Regions from separate parts of the Homo sapiens genome. Here region 2 is linked to region 1. Evidence: chromatin loops called from intact Hi-C (ENCODE). Cell type or tissue: A673. All regions are shown on one strand. Each heading gives the region's core, and the rest is flanking DNA. Links, peaks and the distances in the headings are about the cores only. Region 1 overlaps DNAH3 (dynein axonemal heavy chain 3). Region 2 overlaps ACSM3 (acyl-CoA synthetase medium chain family member 3).

What was found. Hi-C counts contacts between places; a loop is a spot of excess contacts. Peaks named below come from ENCODE experiments on the same cell type or tissue, not always from the same donor. Only the 100,000 strongest peaks of a DNase experiment are listed, where the experiment ranks them.
Region 2: a loop joins it to region 1, with 3 times the contacts of the local background. A loop is called at or near these places in 3 of 110 quality-filtered maps.

The regions. Positions count from the first base shown.
Region 1 is chr16:21,079,300-21,087,299 of GRCh38, forward strand. It overlaps DNAH3 (dynein axonemal heavy chain 3), which reads right to left. Exons shown (of 62, transcript NM_001347886.2): 19 at 7,550-7,761; 20 at 2,337-2,428. Among named protein-coding and RNA genes, the nearest start is that of DNAH3, 68 kb to the right of the region's middle. In A673, for the core only: a CTCF peak has its summit at 4,718 (motif pointing left); a DNase peak (open chromatin) is centred at 4,712.
Region 2 is chr16:20,769,222-20,786,045 of GRCh38, forward strand. It overlaps ACSM3 (acyl-CoA synthetase medium chain family member 3), which reads left to right. Exons shown (of 14, transcript NM_005622.4): 2 at 763-1,032; 3 at 6,618-6,828; 4 at 8,152-8,359; 5 at 11,493-11,636; 6 at 11,753-11,909; 7 at 12,487-12,566; 8 at 15,763-15,886. The coding sequence starts at 814. It also overlaps a transcript of ERI2 not described here and the pseudogene RNU6-944P. Among named protein-coding and RNA genes, the nearest start is that of ACSM3, 14 kb to the left of the region's middle. In A673, for the core only: a CTCF peak has its summit at 5,702 (motif pointing right); a DNase peak (open chromatin) is centred at 5,700.

The DNA.
Region 1 (8,000 bases), core at 1-8,000:
GGACCTAGGACACTAGGTTTTTGTGATGGATAAATGTGTTAAGGTCGGGCATGGTGGCTCACGCCTGTAATCCCAGTACTTTGGGAGGCCAAGGCAGATGGATCACCTGAGGTCAGGAGTTCGAGACCAGCCTGACCAACATGATGAAACCCCATCTCTACAAAAATACAAAAATTAGCCAGGCATGATGGCAGGTGCCTGTAATCCCAGCCACTCGGGAGGCTGAGGCAGAAGAATCACTTGAACCCAGGAGGCGGAGGTTGCAGTGAGCTGAGATTGCACCGCTGAGATTGCACCATTGCACTCCAGCCTGGGACACAGAGTGAGACTCTGTCTCAAAAAATAAAAAATAAATAAATAAATAAAAAGGGTTCAGGTATATAAAATGCTGAGTGCAGCATAAGTGTTCAATAGCTAGTGTCTCTTGGAAACATCTTACTGGGGGAAAGTGAGGCCCTTTGGCCAAAAAACCTAAGGGTTTTTATCCTAAACCTGATAAAAAACATTTGCGTCTCTAGGCCTGCTCGTTAATGAGGAACATAGTGGTGGTATTGGAGAGGCATCACAGTATTCAGGTGGCAGAAAGATTCAGGAGCTGGGAAGTGCCTTAAATTAGACCTGCTCTGGTGCAGTATGAGTGGGGAATTCTCAGCCTTTCATGTATCAGAATCGCCTGGAGCAGTGCTGTCCATTAGAAATATAGAGTGAGCCACATATGTAATTTTAAAGTTTCTCGCCTGTAATCCCAGCACTTTGGGAGGCCGAGGTGGGCAGATCACCTGAGGTCAGGAGTTCAAGGCCAGCCTGGCCAATGTGGTGAAACCCCGTCTCTACCAAAAATACAAAAATTAGCCAGGCATGGTGGCGGGCACCTGTAACCCCAGCTACTCGGGAAGCTGAGGCAGGAGAATCACTTGAACCTGGGAGGAGGAGGTTGCAGTGAGCCGAGATTGTGCCATTGCACTCTGGCCTGGGTGACAAAGTGAGACTCCGTCTCCAAAATAAAATAAGATAAAATAAAATAAAGTTTCTAGTAGCCACATTTTAAAAATATTAAAAGACACAGGTGAAATTAGTTCCAATAATGTATTTGACTCAATATATCCAAAATATTATCATTTCAATACTAATCAGTATTAAAAATTGTTAGGTATTTTGCATTCTTTTTTCTTGTAGTATGTCTTCGAAATCCAGCCTGTATTTTATACTTACAGCACATCTAATTCAGACTAGCTGCACTGTAGGGGCTCAATGGCCACATGTGGCCAGTGGATGCTGCTTTGGACAGTGCTGACCTGAAGGATTTGTTAAAATGCAGACTGCAGGGCCCATCTGCAGAATTTGATTATGTGGGTTGGGTGGGGCCTGAAAACGTGCATTCTAGCTAGTTCCTAGCTGACGCTGATGCAGCAGATCTGGGTGCCACACTCACCTAACAGGGTCTCCAGTCCAGGCAATGCAACATCTCCCCACCCATCGCCCTGAAGGAAGTGTGAAAAAGCAAGTAGGGTCCTGAGAAGCTCTGTTCTAGAGGTAGCATCCAAATGGTAAAATTCTCACACACAAACTCCAGGGGAATTTGGAGAAGGGAAGAAAGCAAGAGAAAAGACTTCTTTTTTTTTCTTTTTTTTAAATTAAGATGGAGTCTCACACTGTCACCCAGGCTGTAGTGCAATGGCGCTATCTTGGCTCACTGCAACCTCCACCTCCTGGGTTCGAGCGATCCTCTGGCCTTAGCTTCCTGAGTAGCTGGGACTACAGGCATGTGCCACCATGCCTGGCTAGCTTTTGTATTTTTAGTAGAAACGGGGGTTTCACTATGTTGGCCAGGCTGGTCTTGAACTCCTGACCTCAAGTGGTCCGCCTGCCTCGGCCCCCCAGAGTGCTGAAATTACAGGCATGAGCCACTGTGCCCAGGCGAGAAGAGACTTCTTATTGGACCAGGTTTCACACAATCTTAAAGCTCAGAGACGGTTGTTGCTTTGTTTGTTTAAAGAAGAGGAAACCGAGGCACAGAAAGGCTGAATGGTTTTGCCCCCAATCACTGAGAGCTGGGCTTGAAGCTCAGGTTCAAAGAACATTAAAAAAAAAAAAAACCCTTTGAAATAAAATCCATGACTCAATTTTCTAGTCACAACCCATCAGCAGCTCTGCAGCTAAAAAACAGAAGCTTCACCAATACGAGTTGGTAGCTGCAGGTAATTAAATAGCCTTAAGCCACCCTACGCCACAAGGAAAAAAAAACAAACAGCCCGATATGGAGCCAATCAGATCACTGTGGGAACTTACAGATCCTTTGACCAAAACCTTATCTGAAGGAGGGGATAAGCCCTTACTTTTCAACGAATTTGCCGAATCCAAATTCGAGCATATTTGAGAGGCAGGTCGTTTCGGTGGGCTTTATCTCATAGCCAACAATCTCACTGATCTGCAAAGAAAAGAGGAAAGCAAATGTTTGTTGTCCGAGGCAGTGCTGTCCAGTAGAACCTTCTGTGATGATGGAGATGTTCTTTTTATCTGCACTGCTCAGCATAACAGCCACGAGTGGCAGGTGGCTGTTGAGCACCAGAGATGTGGCTAGTGTGACTGAGGAATTTATTTTTAAATTAAATTAAAAAAATTTTTTGAGACAGTCTCACTCTGTCTCCCAGGCAACACAGTGCCATCATAGCTCACTGCTGCTTTGACCTCCCAGGCCCAAGCAATCCTCCCACATCAGCCTCCCCAGTAGCTGGGGCCACAGGCACACACCACCTTGCCTGGCTAATTTTTAAATTTATTGTAGAGATAGGGTCTTGCTGTGTTGCTCAAAGTGGTCTCAAACTCCTGGCCTCAAGCGATCCTCCCACCATAGCCTCCCAAAGTAGTCACATTACAGGAGTGAGCCGCCACACCCAGCTAATTTTAATTAGACAGGGTCCTGCTTTGTTGCCCAGGCTGAAGTGCAGTGGTGTGATCATGACTCACTGCAGCCTTGACCTCCCAGGCTCAAGTGGTCCTCCTCCCTCGACCTCCTGAGCAGCTGGGACCACTGGCATACAACACCATGCCTGGCTAACCTTTTTCTTTTTAAAAATTTTTTTGTAGAGATGGGGTCTCGCTATGTTTTCCACGCTGGTCTTGAACTCCTATACTCAAGCAATCCTCGCACCTTGATCTCCCAAAAATGCTGGGATTACAGGTGTGAGCCATCATGCCCAGTCCCTTTTACTTTGTAAAATGTGGCTACTAGAAACTTTAAAATTATTGGCTGGGTGCAGTGGCTTACTCCTGTAATCCCAGCACTTTGGGAGGCTGAGGCGGGCGGATCACTTGAGGTCAGGTGTTCAAGACCAGCCTGTCAAACAGGTGAAACCCTGTCTCTACTAAAAATACAAAAATTAGCTGGGCACGGTGGCAGGTGCCTGCAATCCCAGCTACTTGGGAGGCTGAGGCAAAAGAACAGCTTGAACCGGGAGGTGGAGGCAGGAATCAGCCGAGATCGCACCACTGCACTCCAGCCTGGGCAACAGAGTGAGACTCCATCTCAAAAAAAAAAAAAAATTAACACAAATGGCTCACGTTATATTTGTACTAGTCACAGAGGGCCAGTTTTGGCATCTATCAGTGCAGTTTCTCCCTAAGATCAAATGTTACCTTGTTCCATCTTGCTTTTTTTTTAACAGTTAAATTTTTATTATTTTTTAAATTTTTATTATTTTTTAAATTTTTCTTTTTCCATACTTTTTTTTTTTTGAGAGAGAGTCTCGCTCTGTCACCCAGGCTGGAGTGCCATGGCGCAATCTCGGCTCACTGCAACCTCTGTCTCCTGGGTCCAATGATTTTCCTGCCTCAGCCTCCCAAGTAGTTGGGATTACAGGCGCATGGCACCACGCCCGGCTAATTTTTGTATTTTTAGTAGAAATGGGGTTTCGCCATGTTGGCCAGACTGCTCTCGAACTCCTGACCTCAGGTGATTTGTCTGCCTCGGCCTCCCAAAGTGTTGGGATTACAGGCGTGAGCCACTGCACCTGGCCAGACCAGGAGATTTTTTTATAATGACTCAGAAAGCACAAAAGCAAGGAACCCAGAAGTAGTTACCGTTGAAATAACGGTCTTGGAAGACCAAGAGTGTTATAGGCACATGATGAAAAAATAACCAAAATAACACTAATTGCAAATAGGACATCAGAAATGCACCTTAGTGTAGTGATCCAAAAAGCCTTTTAGATTTGTGGCTTCCATTTCGTTTGAAACCACAGTAGCAACCCCTTTGCTGTTATCTATAAAGTCTGTGCCCCAAACGTAAGGCTCTAACTTTTTCTACCTACGTTCTGTAAATGACCAGAACCCCCAGCACAGCCATGGCCTTGCTTCAGAAGATCCAGCTTCTAGACTTGAGTGCTACAGATGGCTCATCCTTCAGATCCCCCTGCCAGAGCTAGCATCTGTGGCAGTGGATCTCCTAAGTTAGGCATCAGGGCAGAGAATGACATCCCCAGGCCTGGGGCTGTCCCCAGGGCGGCCTGTGGTGTGACCTACATACACTGCAGGGAGGAATGGGCTCTGCCTAGGGGCAGTCCGGAGAGTATCTAGGGGCCTTTGTCCTTTCTGAACTTGCCTCTTAACTGCTCAGCCCACTGGGCTTCCATTTAGGGGCTCACTCCTTGGGAGCCACTGTCCTAGGGCTGTGCTCCCCGGCCCTCTCTCACTGTGGTTTACTGCCCCCTACTGCCCGCTCCCTTCCTCTGACCGGACCTTTTTTGCCTTTTTGACTTTTCCAGGCTGAGTCAAACAGTGTAGAAAAATTCCAATCCCCTTTCCCACCACCAACTAGCCATCTGACAATTCATCTCTCCAAGTCTCAGTTTTCCAATCCGTGAAATGGAGATAATAATAATCTCCACTTCAAAGGCCTGTTTTAAGGGTGAAATGTGAGAATCCAAATAAAGTATACAACACAGTACCCAGCACCATAGCTGGTACTCAGTACATTTTCAATATCATCATTATTATTATGGTTAGAATTTTTTTACTTTATTTATTTATTTATTTATTTATTGAGACAGGGTCTTTCTCTGTTGCCCAGGCTAGACTGCAGTGGCGCAATCACAGCTCACTGCAGCCTCAACCTCCCAGGCTCAAGTGATGCTCCCACCTTAGCTTCCCTAGCAGCTGGGACTACAGGCATGTGCCACCACGCCCGGCTAATTTTTTTGTATTTCTTGATGGGGTTTTGCAGTGTTGGCCCGGGCTGGTTCTCAGACTCCTGGGCTCAAGCGATCCACTTGCCTCGGCCTCTCAAAGTCCTGGGATTATAGGCGTGAGCCACGGCACCTGACTGGGATTTTTTAAATTTAAATTAATTAATTTTTTAAATAGATGGGTCACACTATGTTGCCCAGGTTGGCCTCAAGCTCCTGGCCTCAAGTGATCCTCCTGTCTCGGCCTCCTAAAGTGCTGAGATTAGTGGTGTGAGCTACCTCGCTTGGCCTGGTTGGGATTTTCTGAGTGCCCACATACAAGAATAGCATCATAGAGGAAGCACCAGGTGGAGCAGATGGCTTTCCCGGCCCCGCGGCATGTTCTCCAAATGCCATCGACAAGGACACTCTTGATAGTGCCATCTCATAGAGAAACCTGGCACTACCAGAGGCCACCTGTCCCACCTAAGCTCCCTAACCCCCCCATCCCCCCGATGCAGGTCAAAGTCCTAGTTAGGCTGGGTCCGTAGAGAGAGGCACCCCGTGAGCACCAGCTGACAGCAACTCCTCCTCTGCGGATCCCTCTGCTGGGGCGTTTCAAAACCAGAAGTCATGGCCAGGCACTGTGGCTCACGCCTGTAATCCCAGCACTTTAGGAGGCCAAGGCAGGAGGATCACTTGAGGCCAGGAATTTGAGACCAGCCTGGGCAACATAGTAAGACCCCCCCCATCTCTATTTTAAAAATCAATTAATTAAAATTACAATTAAAAAATATCCCAGCCAGGCACGGTGGCTCATGCCTATAATCCCAGAACTTTGGGAGGTTGAGGCGGGTGGATCACTTGAGGTCAGGAGTTCAAGACCAGCCTGGCCAACATGGTGAAACCCCATCTCTACTAAAAATACAAAAATTAGCAGGGCATGGTGGCACGTGCCTGCAATCCCAGCTACTCAGGAGACTGAGGCAGGAGAACTGCTTGAATGTAGTGAGCCGAGATCATGTCACTGCACTCCAGCCTGGGTGACACAGTGAGATTCCACCTCAAAAAAAAAAAAAAAAAAAAAGAAAAACAGAGGTCTACTCAGACAGCCTATCTCTTGTCTATACATCACCCCATCCTTTGGTTAGGTCTCCAGTTCAAGACTTTTTGGGAAACTGAAAGTAGCTTCTCCCTACAAAAAGACCCTGACTCTCTCATGTATTAAGAGAGTCTTCCTCTCTCTTCCTAGGGAGAACAAAGTGCTCCTTGTCACTGTGTTGTCATTGGGTCCTTTCAGAGAGAATTTCCTCAGTCTTATACGTGGCTTTTTTGTCCCCCCGTTACCCAGGCTGGAGTGCAGTGACACGATCATGGCTCAATGCAGCCTTGACATCCTTGGCCCAAGCAATCCTCCCACCTCAGCCTCCCAAGTTACTGGACCACAAATGTGCACCACTACACCTAGCTAATATTAATTAATTAATTAGGGAGAGATGGGGGTCTCACTATGTTGCCCAGGCTGGGCTCAAACTATCCTCCTGCCTCAGCTTCTCAAAGTGTTAGGATTATGGTCTTGAGCCACCGTGCCTGGTCTTGAATGTGGTTCTGAGAGGGGGAATTACAGGCCAAGTCAGAGAAGAATCTTCCCAAAGAAAGCCATTTTCACTTCTAATTCCATACAGAGCGACTCCTGGTAAAGGATGTTTCAAGGCCATTGCTAGCCCTTGGAAGTGACAATTATTTTAGAAACACAGTGAGTTTTCTTTTTTCTGCTTAGTGTTCACACCACACTTATCACCCTCACACTTGGTTCCTTATAAAAATCCCAGCTATTTTTAAGGAGAATATTTATTTTTCTAATTTGTAGGCCCAAAGGGCTGAAAGAGGAGTGCAAAGTTATTTCTGAACCTGTTTGACAATAAAATGCCACACCAAAGTCATCCTAAGTGGGAATCATCTGGTATTATTAGCAACCCCCAGGGAGAGATGTGACTTTCTTTTTTGTGTATCCTAGGTCAAGGAGCAAATCAAGGTCCTCTCACTGTATTGAACATCCCTGTTGCACCTTGGAGGCTCTTGGCCTCCAAAAGCCCATCTGCTTAGGAAGCAGGAAGGAGACCCTTTGTGGTCATTGGCTCGAACAACACTCAACGAACCACGACCAATGGGGGTTCCAAGGAAAGGGCCAACCTGTCCAGGGGGCAGGGAGTTCATTCTCTTCCTTCAGAAGTCTTGCCACTCTCATTTGCTATCCCTTTGCCCTTAAATAGAGTCTCCTTTCGGAAAGGAGAAGCTTGACCTAGTAATGTTTCCTGCCTTCCCAAGGACAGTCAGGGCCAGGCCTGGGCTGCGCTGCTTGGGGGCGGGCAGTGATTGATAGAAACCTGCTGCCAGTGTCGGTCTTTCATTCCTGGGTTGCAGGAAATACTGAGGATGGGAATGTACTGCTTGAACTTATCGATCTTGATCTTCACATTCTCTGCTAAGCGCCTGGGTGCAGGCACATCAGACAAGGTCTTGATCAGTTTATACGTTGTCCTCCACATATTCCCTATCTCCTCCGCAATTTGCTCAGCATTCAGTAAGAAGAGGGGTCCTGAAATAGAAGAGTGAGGGAAAGGTCAGACCATCATGTGGATGTTAGTCATGCGTACCTTTAATTCCCTGAACTTAGAGCTGTGCCTCCTGTCGTTTGGAGATTGGAACACATACAGGCTTTGAGGATCTGAAACCTGCACTTAGCCAGTGGAACCTTAGATATGATACAGGACTTTTCTAAGCCTCAACAGTAACTCCTGTGACACAGGGGTAATAATGGATACCCTGGAAGGTGAT
Region 2 (16,824 bases), core at 2,158-10,157, 310 kb before region 1:
CATAATCCCTAGAACTGTATTTTTAACAGCCTCAACCAAGTAAATGACATTGTGATCAAATGATTTCCCACAGAAGCAGGCGATGGCCCAGAGGGGCCTCCCCGACAAAAGTCCTAAATGTTAAAGCCCCATTATTACATCTCTATTAAATGCAGCTCCAAGCCTGGACTTAAAAGTAGTATGGGCCCCTATTGAGAGCATGGGAACTGCAACCTATCAACTAGACAGTTCATAAACTGTGACAGTGCTTTCATGTCTAATTGTTATTGGGCTACTCTCGATTTCTTCATCTACAGATTATCCACTGTGAAAAATGCTCCTTAACATTTCTACCCTACTTTGAAATCTGCAGGTGAAAGATATTAGACAAGAAGCCTTAGCCCTTTGCTTTCAGTGAGATTAAGTGGGTGACCCAGATCTTTACTTCTTTAGAAATGCATATGGGTGTCAATAGTGCACAGTATTCTGGAGAATGGGCTAGGACCTGATAGTTCTGGGTTCAAATCCAGCCAATGCCTCTTACTAGTCATTTTCTCAATCTGTAAACAGAGATGATAATAGTACCCACTTCACAGGGTTTCTCTGAGGATTTAATAAGAAAGTGTCTATAAAACACTGAGCACTGTGTTTGGAACACAGAGTGTACGCAGCAAATGGTACTATCATGATGATTATCAATACTAATAACAAAACTTAGCCACTTTGGGGTATGGCTACCTTCAGGACAGAAACAAATATATGTCCTTTTTGCTTGTCTTTTAGATGAACTGGTCTCTGTGCAAATCCTGAGTGCTAAAGCTTCCAACAAGACTGATGCTAGCTCGTGTCACCAGGAAGATGCTACGTCATGCCAAGTGTTTTCAGCGCCTAGCAATTTTTGGTTCTGTGAGGGCACTGCATAAAGATAATAGAACAGCAACCCCTCAGAATTTCTCCAACTATGAATCCATGAAACAGGACTTCAAACTGGGGATTCCAGAGTATTTCAACTTTGCTAAAGATGTCCTGGACCAATGGACTGATAAGGAAAAGGTATGGGGGGAGGGCCAGTCAGACCACAATTTCTCAACTGGGAGTGATTTTACCCCTAGGTAACATCTCTAATGTCTAGAAATATTTTTGTTGCCATGATAGGGGCAGAGGCAGTTGCTACTGGCATCTAACAGGTAAAAGCCAGGGATTCTGCTAAATATCCCATAATGCACAGGGCAGCCTCCAGAACAAAGAATTATTTGACCCGAAATGTCAATAGTTCCATGGTTAGTTGAGAGACCCTGTATTACATAAATGTAGAATTCTAGGTTGACTTAAAAAAAAAAAAGGAGAAGAGTGAAAAGTAATTCCAAGAGTCAGAAATGGTAGAAAAGGAGGCACAGATAAATCTTTGGGGAAAATGTAAAGGATGCAAGAATTCTCACTTATTGGAAAGAAAAATGATCAGGCTAAATGGGAAATGATTTGGGCCAAAAGAAATGACATGGCTTCCAACGTCTAGAAATAAGGACCCCAAAGTTATTATTTTTCCTGTTATGTTTAGTTATGTAATAACTATACATAGTTATGGGGTACAAAGATATTTTTGATACATGTATAAAATGTGTAGTGATCAAATGAGGGTAATTAGGCTACCCATCATCCCAAACATGCATCATTTCTTTGTGCTGGGAGCATTCAAAATCCTCTCTCCTAGCTTTTTGAACATACTCAATATATTATTCTTAACTGTTTTCACTCTACAGTGCTATAGAACACTAGAACTTATTCCATCCATCTAGCTATAATTTTGCATCCATTAACCAACCTCTTTCTATGCTCCTCTCCCCACTACCGTTCCTAGCCTCTAATAGCCACAATTCCACTCCCTACTTCTATGAGCTCTTTTCAGGCTGGAGTGCGGTGGTGTGATCTCAGCCCACTGCAACCTCCGCCTCATGAGTTCAAGCAATTCTTGTGCCTCAGCCTCCCGAGTAGCCGGGACTACAGGCACCTGCCACCATGCCGGCTAATTTTTGTATTTTTAGTAGAGACAGGGTTTTGCCATGTTGGCCAGGCTGACCTTGAACTCCTGGTCTCAAGTGATCCGCCCACCTTGGCCTCCCAAAGCACTGGGATTACAGGCGTGAGCCACCCACCACGCCAGGCCGAGCTCCTTTTTTTTTTTTTTTTTTTTTTTTTTAAGAGACAGGGTCTTACTTTGTTGCCCAGGCTGAAGTTCAGTGAAGCTCATTTTTTTAAGCTCCCACATATGAGTAAGAACATGTGGCATTTATCTTTCCGTGTCTGACTTATTTCACTTAACATAATGTCCTCCAAGTTCATACATGTTGCCACAAATAACAGAATTTCATTCTTTTTTATGGCTGAATAGTATTGCACTGTGTATATATACCACATTTTCTTTATCCATTCATCTCTTGATAGACATTTAGGTTGATTCCATATCTTGGCTATTATGTACAGTGCTGCAATAAACATGGCAGTGCAGATATCTCTTCAATAGACTGATTTCCTTTCCTTTGAAAAAATACCCAGTGGTGAGACTGCTAAATCATATGGTAGTTTTATTTTTAGTTTTTTGAGAGGCCCTTATATTGTTTTCTGCAATGGCTGTACTAATTTATATTCTCACCAATAGTGTTTCAGAGTTCCCTTTTCTCCACATCCTCTCAAGCATTTGTTATCTTTTGTCTTTTTGACAATAGCCATTCTAACTGGGGTAAGATCATATCTCATCATGGTTTTGATTTGAATTATCCTGATGATTAATGATGTTGAGCATTTTTTCATATACTTGCTGCCAATTAGTATGTCTTTTGAGAAATGTCTATTCAGATTCTATGTCCATTTTTTAATTGAATTATTTGTTTTGTTTTGTTTTGTTTTGCTGTTGGGTTATTTGCATTCCCTGTATATTCTGGATATTAATTCCTTGTCAGGTGAATAGTTCACAAATATTTTCTCCCATTCTACATCTTGTCTCTTCTCTCTGTTGATTGCTTCCTTTACTGTCCAGAAGCTTTTTAGCTTTGTATAGTCCCATTTGTCTGTTTTTGGTTTTGTTGCCTGTGTTTTCATATCCTTATCCCTAAAATATTTGCCTAGGGGAGTCTCAGAGCCTACTCTGGCTCAGGATCTGCCCAATTTTATTAAATTTATTATAAAATTTAAAAAATTTTAAAAATTAAAATTAAAATAAAAAATAAAACATTTGCCTTGATCAATGACTTGAAGCATTTACACTATATTTTCTTCGGTTGTTTTATAGTTTTGAGTCTTACATTTAAGTCTATAATCCAGTTCGAGTTGATTTTTGTATATGGTGAGAGAGAGGGCTCTAGTCTTAGTCTACCACATATGATTACCACTTTTCCTCGGACCATGTACTGAAGAGGATATCCTTTCCTCAGTGTATGTTCTTGGCACCTTTGTTGAAAATCTGTTGAATGTAAATGTGTGGGTTTAGTTCTGGGTTATCTATTCTGTTTCATTGGTCTATGCATCTGTTTTTATGCCAATACCATGCTGTTTTGGTTACTATAGCTCTGTAGTATGATTTGAAGTTAGGAAGTGTGGTGTCTCTACTAAAAATACAAAAATTAGCCGGGCATGGTGGTGCATGCCTGTAATCCCAGCTACTAGGGAGGCTAAGGGAGGAGAATCACTTTAATCTGGGAGGTGGAGGTTGCAGTGAACTGAGATCACACCATTGCACTCCAGCCTAGGTGACAAGAGTGAGACTCCCTCTCAAAAAAAAAAAAAAAAGATTTAGTGTTAGTTCTTATGGTAGAATTCAGCAGTAAAACCATCCAATTCTGGGCTTTTTTTATTACTGATTCAATCTCATTACATATTATTGGTCTATTCAGGTTTTCTATCTTGGTAGGTTATGTGTGTCCAGGAATTTATCCATTTCCTCTATGTTTTCCAATTTGTTGGCATATAGTTGTTCATAAGAGTCTTTAATGATCTTTTGTATTTCTGTGGTACAGTTGTAATGTCTCCTTTTTCATTTCTGATTTTATTTATTTGGGTCTTCTCTTTTTTTCTTAATCTAGCTAAAGATTTGTCTATTTTGTTTTTCCTCAAAAAATTTTGTTTTGTTGATCTTTTATAATTTTGCCTCAATTTCATTTATTTCTGCTCTGATCTTTATTATTTCTTTCTTTCTACTAATTTTGGATTTAGTTTGTTCTTGCTTTTCTGGTTCCTTGAGGTGCATTCTTAGATTGTTTATTTGAAATCTTTCTGCTTGTTTGATATAGGTGTTTATGGCTATAAACTTCCCTTCTTAACACTGTGTTTGCTTTATTTCATTGATTTTGATATATTATGCTTCCATTTTCATTATTTTCAAGACATTTTTTGCTTTCCTTCTCAATTTCATCATTGACTCACTGGTCATTCAGGAGCATGTTGTTTAATTTCCATGTATTTGTACAGTTTTCCAAAGTTCCTCTTGTTACTGATTTCTAGTTTTATTCCATTGTGGTCTAAGAACATACCTGGTATGATTTCAATTTTTAAGAATTTGTTGAAATTTGTTTTGTGCCCTAACATATGGTCTATTCTGGAGAATGTGCCATGTGCTGATGAGAAGAAGAATGTGTATTCTGTAGCTGTTGGATAAAATGTTGTGTAAATATCTGCGAGGTCCATTTGGTCCAAAGTGCAGTATAAATCCAATGTTTCTTTGTTAATTTTCTGTCTAGATGATCCGTCTAATGCTGAGGGTAGAGTGTTAAAGTCCTGAACATTGTTGTATTGGAGTCTATCTGTTTACATCTAATGATATTTGCTTTATATATCCAGGTGCACTGATGTTGGGTGCGTATATATTTACAATTGTTATATCCTCTTGCTGAATTGATCTATTTATCATTATATAATGACCTTCTTTGCCTCTTTTTATGTTTTCTGACTTAAAGTCTATTTCATGTGATATAAGCATAGCTATTCCTGCACACTTTTGGTTTCTATTTGTTTGAAATATTATTTTCCATCTCTTCATTTTCTGTGTCTTTTTTTTTTTTTTTTTTTTTGAGACAGCGTCTCACTCTGTCACCAGGCTGGAGTGCAGTGGCACGATCTCAGCTCACTGCAACCTCCGCCTCCCGGGTTCAAGCGATTCTCCTGCCTCAGCCTCCCAAGTAGCTGGGACTACAAGGTGCACGCTATCATGCCCAGCTAATGTTTGTATTTTTTATAGAGACGGGGTTTCCCCATGTTGGCCAGGATGGTCTCGATTTCTTGACTTCGTGATCCGCCCGCCTTGGCCTCCCAAAGTGCTGGGATTACAGGCATGAGCCACTGCGCCTGGCCCTATCTATGTGTATCTTTACAGGTGAAGTGAGTTTCTTGTAGGCAGCCTATAGTTGGGTCTTGTTTTTTATCCATTTAGTCAGTCCATACAGTCCATATCTTTTAACTGGGGAATTTAAACTGTTTACATTCAAGATTGTTATTGATAGGTGTTATTTTGTTCATCATAAGGGTGCCAGCAGTGGCTCCAGTGGGTCCCAGGCAGGCTGATCCTCAGGCTCCCAGGAAGTGTGCATGGGCACTGGCAGTAGCAGTGGTAAGCCTCAAGTGAGTCAGACCTCAGGTCCTTTGGCAGTGCACATGGGTACTTGTAGTAGTGGCAGCCTGAATGGGCCAGTCCTTGGGTCCGCAGATGGCAATGCAGGCACAAAGCGGCTCTGCCACTAGAGGGGGCAAGATCATGTTCATGGCAGCAGGCTCAGGAAGGCAGCTCTCAGGCTCTGGGGAGTGTGCTTTAGTGCCTTATGTCCTGGGGCAGCCTCTCTTGATGTGCTGGACTCCCTGTTACCTGGGGTGTAGAGTGCTGTGTGTAGGCTCGGGTGCCAGTGGCCTGGCTCTATCACTGGATCCACCTGGTGTTGGAATGCTGCAGCCCTCTACGGGAACGTGTGGGGATGTCAGCAAGGCCCCAGGGATGTGGAGATGCAGGGGCAATTGGCCCCAGGGCAAGATGTAGTATGGTAGTAGCTCTGTTCCTAAAATGATGCCATGCTATAGCAGCTCGGGTCCTGGGGTTTGTTGCAGGAGGACCTAGTATGAACTTCCTCTCTGGAACAATGTTATACTATACTAGTATACTATACTATACAGCGTTTACTAGGCTCAGGGCATGTGAGGGCTGAGGGGCTCTCCTGTAGGTGGGACTTCAGGCATCTGTGATGGGAATGTGTACTGCTGAGGATCTTCCACTTACATTTTCCTCAAAATAGGGAGTCCCTCTGGGCTCTGTGCTGATCCTGGCCAGCTGCTCTTCTTCCCTCTCTATGCTTTCATCTCTAGTTTTCAGGTCTCAGAGAGTTTTGTCACTTCCTTGCTAAATTCCAGTGTTCTCCCTTTGACACTCTATTTGTCATGTTATCTGCTTACTGTCTTGGTACTTCTGGTAGGAGGTGAGTACTGGGCATCTCTAGTCATCCATCTTGATGATGTCTCCCCCAGAGTTATTTCCAAATTCTCCATCCATGTTCTAACTAATGACTTGCGAACTTTCTTCAGCTAATCTATTCCATTGAGTCAGTTGGCCCAGAATTTAGCTGTATAACAACCTTTAAATCAATGACTGGTTTTTCTTTCCTCAGGCTGGAAAGAAACCTTCAAATCCAGCCTTCTGGTGGATCAACAGAAATGGAGAAGAGATGCGATGGAGTTTTGAGGAACTGGGATCTCTGTCCAGAAAATTTGCCAATATACTTTCAGAAGCCTGTTCCCTACAAAGAGGAGATCGGGTAATTCTGATTCTGCCCAGGGTCCCAGAGTGGTGGCTTGCAAATGTGGCCTGTCTGCGAACAGGTTAGTAATGTTTGCTTTCCGATCATATTTATTACTAAGCTGGAGGGGAGATTTTCCAGAACACCTAAGTAATCATGATACATTTATTTTGTTGTGGGCTTATTGTCAAAGAGTGCCTTTAAATTATATAAAAGTTAGGCCGTGGTAGGCTAATTCCTTATCCCTAGGTGGAACATCTTTAAAAGATAATCTTAGAGTTACAGCCTCACAAAAATTGTTGTGTTGCCCTGATTAGAAAGAAAAGATATTCTAAAGAACCTGTGTTCTGGTCCTGGTTGTTGGTTTCTTGAAGAACCCTGATGGAGAGGCCTGGTCCTTCCCAAAGTGAAAGGATGAGCCAGTGTCAAGAGTCCAGGAATGCCAGACATGTGTTCCCCAATCTTCTTGCCTACTGTGTCGCCTGGGAAGAGTAAAACCTATTGTGAAGTGAATGCTTTCCATCCCTGTCTTAAGGGTCTGGGACTTAAGGGTGGTGGGGCCCAGGAGGAAGATCTATATATTTTTGAGAGTCCATTTATCCTTTGAGAAAATAATACCCAAAGCTTACTGAGCACTGTTCTAAGTTCTTTACATATTTTAACTCATTTAATCCCCTAATTATCCTATAAAAGAAGTAGTATTATTACAATATCACTTTACAGATGCAGAACCTGAAGCTCACAGAGGTGAAGTGGCTTGTCCCAAGTCCCAGCTATAAGAGTGTCTGGCTCCAGGACACTCTTAATCATTATACTTCATCTTACAGTGTAATATATAACCAGCAGGAATAGAACCACAGAAAAGATGAATGCCTCCACACTTCCTTTTGGAAATAAATCATAAAGCAATCATGTACATTTTAAGAGGCACTCAGCTGATGTGGTGAAGTGTACAGTTCTGGAGTCAGGCTACAGGGTTCAATCCCTGCACTGTCACTTACTACTTAAGTGATACCTTGGGCAAGTTATTCATAGCTTTTATGTTTTGGGGTTTTTTTGGTGGGGACTGAATAAGTTAAAACATATAATCAAATACTCAATAAATATTGGTTAATATTACTTTTCAATCAAAACCTTCTTCAAGCTCAATGTTAGGGATGGTCTTCAAATAAAGAATAATTATCCAGTATTTAACATGCTTTCATGTTAAGCCAAAAGGGTCATAGACTCTGAAATCCCTTGAAAGGCAAAAGCAGATAAGTGAAAGCAAGATAAATAGATATCTTCCTGGTAAACTGACTAACTCACTCTGAGAAATACAGAATGTATAGATGGTATCTACACTACTCTAACATAATGAAGAATAACATTTCTTCTAAACACTGTTTCTTTTCTGCCCCTTTAGGGACAGTTTTAATTCCAGGAACCACTCAGCTGACCCAGAAAGACATTCTCTACAGACTACAATCTTCAAAAGCAAACTGCATTATCACCAATGATGTTTTAGCCCCAGCAGTAGACGCTGTTGCATCCAAATGTGAAAATCTGCACTCCAAGCTGATTGTATCAGAGAACTCCAGAGAGGGGTGGGGGAACCTCAAGGAGTTGATGAAGTGAGTAGCCACACTTGTTGTAAAACAGCTTCCCAAAAGGAAAGGCAACAATAAAAAGATATTAAACCCAGCAGTGATTAGAAAAATGCAAATTAAAACAACAGGCAAAGGGAACAGTTGGTAGTTATTGCTGCACTAATAGTGCTAAACTCTGAAGTAGGAAGGAGCTTGGAGTGCTTTTTGTAGGTTGGGATCCCCTGAGATTGGAGATTGGTGTATAGGAAGTTTATTAAGGAGTTCTTTTGGGATTAACACCTGTGAGGAATGAGTAAGAATGTCGGACTGGGCAGAGAAAGAAATTTATTTGCGATGTATTCCCTACAAAGCTTTCAGTCAACCCACTGGGACCTCTGAAGGACCTCCTCAAAGCTGTTCCCAGCTAAAGCAAGAGGTCCTGGCCTTTATATACCCACATTGATCAGTAATTGGATGGGGTTGTCCCTAGGAGTCAAGACCTTTAACAAAGCCACTGTCTTCAGTCAAGGCAATCTCTAGAGAGTGCTCCCAGCACCTGTCACTGAAGGATCACAGTCAGTCCTTCAGTGTTGGCTATCCCATTCCCTTGCTGACAGCAACACTGGTATCAGGTTAAAAGAAAAAATGCTTAATGTTAATGGATGCAATTATAAAAGTGAATTTCACTGATGTTGAAGCCTAGCATGGGGTGTTTCCATGGGTTACTTGGAACTCTTGCCAGGTACTGGTTATGCCTTAGAATTGGGCTGGCAGCAAAGTCCTTCTCTAGAATGAGCTTCCTACCTTTACTCAAGGATTTGGGAGCATGCTTGCAACTATGGACTTTTCCTACCACATTTAAAATTCCTAATATTGAGTTCTTGCCAAAGGCCAAGTACGGTTCTAATAAAAATAATGTTATAATTGCAATCATAGCTTATATTGATACGGTTATGTGCCAGAAACTATTCTAAGGACTTCAGATATATTACCTCATTTAAACCTCACAGCAACCTAGGTACTATAATTACACAGCTGAATAAGGTCAAATGCTAGTATCTGGCAGAGCTAAGTTTCAAACCCAGGCAGTATGGGTGCTGAGCCTACACTCCTCACTTCTGTATGTACTGCCTCTAGTAAGAGATCAGTACAACAACCCTTCCTCAGGTTTTGAGGGCAACCGTATTGGTGATGGAAGTGATAGGAACACAGCTATAGATACTTTTTTTTTTTTAGACGGAGTCTCACTCTGTCACCCAGGCTGGAGTGTAGTGGCGCAATCTCGGCTCACTGCAACCTCCACCTCCCGAGTTCAAGCGATTCTCCTGCCTCAGCCTTCCAAGTAGTTGGGATTACAGGCACATGCCACTATGCCCACCTAATCTTTTTGTATTTTTAGCAGATATGGGGTTTCGTCATGTTAGCCAGGATGGTCTCAATCTCCTGACTTCATGATCTGCCCGTCTCAGCCTCCCAAAGTGCTGGGATTACAGGCGTGAGCCACTGCGCCCGGCCTATAGATAGTATTTTTAATTAATTAAGATAATTATGAAATCATAGACTGAACACTTGGTGTAGCTTTGTCAGATTTTGAAAACAGCTTTTTAGCCAGGCGCAGTGGCTGATGCCTATAAATCATCACTTTAGGAGGCTGAGGTGGGATGATGGTTTGAGTCCAGGAGTTCAAGACCAGCTTGGGAAACACAGTGAAACCTCTTCTCTATATAAATAAAAATAATTAGCCAGGCATGGTGATGCATACCTGTAGTCCCAGCCTACTCGGGAGGCTGAGGTAGGAAGATCGCTTGAACCCAGGAGGTCATGGCTGCAATGAGCCATGACTGAGCCACTGCACTCCAGCCTGGGTGAGAGAGAGAGAAACCCTGTCTCAAAAAAAAAAAAAAGAAAAGAAAAGAAAAGAAAGAAAAGAAAATAGCTTTTCTATATTTCTCATGAATGGCCTGGTTGTTTCTACTCATTCTCAACCCCACATGCCTGGATAAGTCTGTGTGCATCTTAGACACTTGATATGTATGTGTGCAGCTGCCCTAATGTGTGACTTGTATAGAAGTCTGATTATCCTTTGGAACTAAAAGGTTTTCTTTCTCTTTAACTGGAACTCTTTCTTCCCTGGATGGATGCTTAGATCCTGTTCAATCTTATTGTCTGCTATATCCAGAACTATGTAGACTCTCTTGTGGGAAACAGAAAAGCCAACCTTTCACGGTCAGCAAACTTTTTTTTTTTTTTTTTTGAGACAGAGTCTTTCTCTGTCACCCAGGCTGGAGTACGGTGGCTCGATCTTGGCTCACTGCAACCTCCACCTCCCTGGTTCAAGCGATTCTCAGCCTCCTGAGTAGCTGGGATTACAGGTATGTGCCACTGTGCCTGGCTAATTTTTGTATTTTCAGTAGAGACAGAGTTTCGCCATGTTGGCCAGGCTGGTCTCGAACTCCTGACCTCAGGTGATTCACCCGCTTCAGCTTCCCAAAGTGCTGGGATTACAGGCGTGAGCCACCATGCCCAGCCTCAGCAAACATTTTCTGTAAAAGGGACAGAGAATAAATACTTAAGGCTTGCAGGCCGTATAGTCAGTCTCATCACAACTACTCAACTCTGCCACTGTAGTGTGAAAGCAACCACAGGTACTACCTCAATGAATGGGCAATAACATTTTATTTACAGAAACAAGAGGCAAGTCAGATTTTGCCAGTAGGCTGTAGTGTGTTGGCCCATCAGTACCCATGGCTTTTACTAACATGTATTGTATTAACATACTCATTTTTAAAAAATCACATTTTAAAGCATCCATAGGGGAGGGAAGGGGAAAATTCTTCCTTATCCATGATTGCAAGATCACACAGACTCCTTACTCTGCTGGAGGTATGATAAAAATCTCAAGTTTTAAAAATGCTTCAATCCTTCTTTATCATAGAATAAAAAGCTAGGAAAGCAGCTATTATAAATGGGCCTTTGATGACAAAGTTTAGTTTTGATTCTAGAAAGCACCTAAAAGGATAGAGAAAGTGATGGCTTTTACCCTGTAATTCAAGCTAAGCCACTGGCACCTGATTCATGACATGAAGAGGTTCAAGTGGAGAGCTTCTCAAAATTTTTCAGTGGTAACAGTCTGTGATGCTGTGTTTAACATGCAGTCATTGTAGTTTTTCCTTTGCAGACATGCCAGTGACAGCCACACCTGTGTGAAGACAAAACACAATGAGATCATGGCCATATTCTTTACCAGTGGAACAAGTGGATATCCGAAAATGACTGCACACACCCACAGCAGTTTTGGTTTAGGATTATCTGTAAATGGAAGGTATACTTTCACAAAAGTGCAGCTTGAAGTGTCAAAACTGCAAAGATGATGACTTATGTACTGGTCTTTTATATTTATTTTCCTATGTACATCAGGGCTACTCTTTGTTTTCCCAGGTTCTGGCTAGATTTGACACCCTCAGATGTGATGTGGAATACCTCAGATACGGGCTGGGCAAAGTCTGCATGGAGTAGTGTTTTTTCTCCGTGGATCCAGGGAGCATGTGTATTCACACACCATTTACCCCGTTTTGAGCCGACTTCTATCTTGCAAGTAAGCCAAAGCACAAAGAGGTCAATATTTAGAAATGCATTAAGCAGTATGGCTGACAGAACTGGTGAATAAAGCAACTTGCAGAGATCAGAGTAGACAATATGATTTAAGATATGTCACATCCAGAAAGTCAATAAGCCTGAAAAGATACACTCGGCCCCCTCTGTATCCACAGGTTCTGCAGCCTCTGATTCTGCCAGGCACATATTGAAAATATTTGGGGAGAAAAACCAAAAACAAAATACAACAATTAAAAAAATGCAAATAAAAAATACCATGTAACAAATATATACATAGCATTTACATTGTTTTAGGCAGTATAAATAATCTAGAGATGATTTAAAGTATACGGGAGGATATGCATAGGTTATATGCAAATACCATACAATTTTATATAAGGGACTTAAGCATTCCTGGAACCAATCCTGCAGACACTGAGGGATGATTCTACAAGAAAAGGTAAGAATGTATTTACATTAACATAAACAATGTTTAAATTGTGCTGCGTCAACCAAAGACATTTAAGCACTTATTTAAGTTGTAGTAAGACCAAGAGTTTGCTTTTTCTAAATTGCAGACACTCTCCAAGTACCCCATCACAGTCTTCTGTTCAGCACCAACTGTATACCGAATGCTTGTACAGAATGATATAACCAGGTAAGAAATGTTAGTAAATAGGCATCTAGTGGGGAGAGGGGAGAAGAGGAAGCTATAAAATAAAAGATCTTTCTGCCTGAAACATAGCTCCAAGCCAGTAGACACAGGATTTAGCAATCTCTCCTCTTCCTCTTTCTCCTTCTTGCCTGCATTCTGTAAATGATAATTACTGTGACCAGGGCAAGATCCCCCAAACAAGAAGAAAGTGAGGGTTCAGCTATGTTTATAGCTCTAAGCCCAGTGGTTATGGGTAAGAAGATGGTAAATCTTTTGGATGATGGCTTTCTCTGAGCTGAGAAAGTAGAGAACTTGTTTCTATTTGGAACCTTATCCCAGCAGATAGAAAAGAGGATGCATATCTTTTATTCTATTGCTGATTCCATTTGAAAGGGTTCATTGGTAATCCAAAAAGAAAAACAACCCCCGTTTCTCTTTGTTTTGTTTTTGTTTTTGTTTTGTTTTGTTTTGTTTCAATAGGGTTTTGGGAAACAGGTGGTGTTTGGTTACATGAATAAGTTCTTTAGTGGTGACTTCTGAGATTTTGGTGCTCCCATCACCCAAGCAGTATACACTGTACTCAATGTATAGTCTTTTATCCCTCACCCACCTCCCACCCTTTCCCCAGAGTCCCCAAAGTCCATTATATCATTCTTACGCTATTGCATCCTCATAACTCAACTCCCAGCAACCACTATTTTACTATATTCACAACACTCAATACTCTGGGTCTCCAGATGTAAGGGATCTTTTCCCCCACATTGACCAATTCTCCAACATCAGTTGAGTATCCTATGATTTAATTCAGTCTGACATTATCTCCGTGGAGGCAGCATCATATCCCACAGGTTAATGACTCAGTCCCACAAGACTCTTTCCCATCTCAAATGCTAATCACAAGTCCAGGCTGTCACCTGCGCATATGACCAAATGGCTACAAATCAGAGGTTCCCATGACCCTTCCTTGGGTTTAGTAATTTGCTATGATGGCTCACAGAGTGCAAGAAAACACTTACTTACATTTCCCAGCTTATTATAAAAGATATGATAAAAGTTACAGATGAATAGCTAGCCAGATGAAGAGGTACATAGGGTGAGGTCCACAAGGTCCCAAGTGCAGCAGCTTCTATCCCTGTGGAGTGGGGGTGCACTACCTTTCCGGCACGTGGTGCTCTCCAAACCTCATACTTCAGGGATTTTTTTGGAGGCTCCATTATGTAGGCATGATTGATTATTAAGTCAATCTCCAGCTCCTCTCCTTTCCCTGAAGGATGGAGGTGAGGCTGAAAGTGCCAAGCTTCTGTTCCTGGCTTAGTCTTTCTTGTGACCAACCCCTATACGGGAGCCCCATTGAGAGTCGCCTCATGAGAACAAAAGACAATTCTATTACCCAGGAAATTCCATGGAATTTAGAAGCTCTGTATCAGAAACTAGAGTCAAAGGCAAAATATTAGAACAAAAGATACTCCTAGCACACCCATCACTTGGGAAATTACAAAGGTTTTAGAAGCTCTGGGCCAGGAACCCAGGATGAAGACTCAGTACAGGTTGAGTATCCCTTATCCAAAATGCTTGAGACCAGAAGTCTTTTGGATTTCAGATTGTTTTGGATTTTGGAATATTTGCATTATACTGGTTGGGCTGCCCTAATCCAAAAACATGAAACCTGAAATCCTCCAATGAGCATTTCCTTTGAGCATCATGTTGGTACTAAAAAAGTTTCAGATTTTGGAGCACTTTGGATTTTGAATTTTCAGATTAAGGATACTCAACATCTATGTATTTCTTGTTATAGCTCATATCACAGGTAAATATATTTAAACTGATGTTATTTAATTATCGAATAGGAAATAATTCACCTGCCATAAAATTCAAAAGGTATATAAAAATACATAGTGAAAAGTCTTGCTTCAAACCTTGTCCCCAGTGACCCAGTCCTCTTCCATGGAGGCAAACTGAGTTTCCAGTTTCTTGTCTATTCTCCCTGAAAATACACAAACTGATACACATGTGTTCTCCCCGTCTCAATTTTTTTTTTTTTGAGACGGAGTCTTGCTCTGTTGCCCAGGCTGGAGTGCAGTGGCACAATCTCGGCTCACTGCAACCTCCGCCTCCTGTTCAAGCAATTCTCCTGCCTCAGCCTCCTGAGCATGTAGGATTACAGGTGTGCACCACCATGCCTGGCTACTTTTTGTATTTTTAGTGGAGATGGGGTTCTGCCACGTTGGCCAGGCAGGTCTCGAACTCCTGATGTCAGGTGATCCGCCCACCTCTAACTCCCAAAGTGCTGGGATTACAGGTGTAAGCCACCACACCTGGCCTTTCCTTCTCTATTATAAACATAAATGGTATCACAAGATTCACACAGTTCTGCACCTTGCTTTTTTCCTCTAACAATACATTCTGGCACTGTGTTGTGCAATATGGTAGCCACTAACCACAGCTAGTTATTTCAATATAAATATTAAGTAAAATTAAAAATTCAATTCCTCAGTTATACTAGTCCTGTTTCTAGTGTTCAATATCCATATAGGGCTAGCATATACTGTAGTGGGTACAGCAGATTACAGAGTACTTCCATATAACAGAAAGTTCTACTGGGCAGCACTGTCCAAGAGCTTCCTCATTTTTCATAGCTGTATAGTATTCCATTGTATAAATATCCCACCATCAGTTTTACCAAACAATTGGTACTTTTCATTGCTGATTTAAAGTGTTATTATGGTGCTCACTTCAGCAGTACATACACTAAAATTGGAATGATACAGAGCAGATTAGCATGGCCCCTGCACAAGGATGACATGCAAATTTTTGAAGCATTCCATGAAAACATAAAAATAAAAACAAAATAAAATAAAATGTTATTATGGGGTACCTTCCCTAAGAACAGAATGACCTTCTTTGTAATAAATTATACCTCCACCACAAAAAGGGGGGTAAAGAAAAACTAGTATTTGGGGTATTCTAGTATCATTCTATGATATTAGAATGATTTATCTTTTTAATATCTTTATTTTTAATTTGTGTAGGTACTTAGTAGTTGTATATGTTTATGGGGTAAAATGGTTTGTTTTGTGCTAGGGAGAGGAATTAAAAAGCGACTAAAACATTTTATATTGAAGTTCATAAGAAATAATCCTTAATCTTCACTTCTCTCCATTTTTCCTCCTAAATCTAACTTATCTGGTTTTCTGAGAAGCTATAAGTTTAAAAGCTTAAAGCACTGTGTGAGTGCTGGGGAACCAATTACCCCTGACGTGACTGAAAAATGGAGAAACAAGACGGGCCTGGATATCTACGAAGGATATGGACAGACTGAAACGGTACCTGACCTCACTGAAAAGACATAGCTGGATTCCATTTAGTCAGATGAATAAAAACCAAAGTGTCCACAGTCTCCTTATGATTATTTGAGGGATAGGAGTTGAGTGGTTAGAAAATGTTTAAAAAAACAATGCTTGCAAGAACCTAATTGCAAAAAAGCTCTGTTAACAGATAGTTGTTTAAATAGCCATTCATTGACAAACACCACTGTTAATGGATCAGAGTAAGGGCATTACAATATTTTTTTAAATGAAATAATACTGGATCTACTGAAAGAAAGAATTCCTCCCAGTGTGATAGGGAAGTATCTTATTTAGGGCTGCCTCAAAATGGAAAATGCTGAGATCCTTGCTGCCTGAAATATTAAGAGTTTGCTGGACAACTCCTTAGCAACCATACTCTAAAAAGGATTTTTTAAAGAGCTCATAGAGATAAGGAATAAGAAATTCTAGAGGAAATGAATGAAATAAGAACAAAAAATGAAATAAGAACAAAAAATGAAATAAGAAAAAAGAACAACAGTGGTTATTTTGTAGAAGAGGGAGGAGTAAGATGAAATAGATAAGGGAAAAGTTGAAAAAACTTTTCACAATGTGTCTTTATAATGCTTCAATTTATGAACCATGAGAATGTATCACCTGGTAAAAAATGAAAATATCAAAAATAAAAATCAAAAATTGAAAAATTCATTAACTAGAAATAGCATAACAAGTATGCTAATATAAATGCAAATGTTAATATACTCATGTTTTGATAAATATGGATATATGAGTAATTATTGTTATAACTATATTTTATACATATGCATGTATTTATATGTTATCACTACATTCCATGAGAGTATAGCATTCATTTTGAGCCTAGTTCATAGTAAGTTTTCAATAAATAATTTGTTGAATGAATGCATGATAGATGAATAAATTTTAAGTGACTTGTA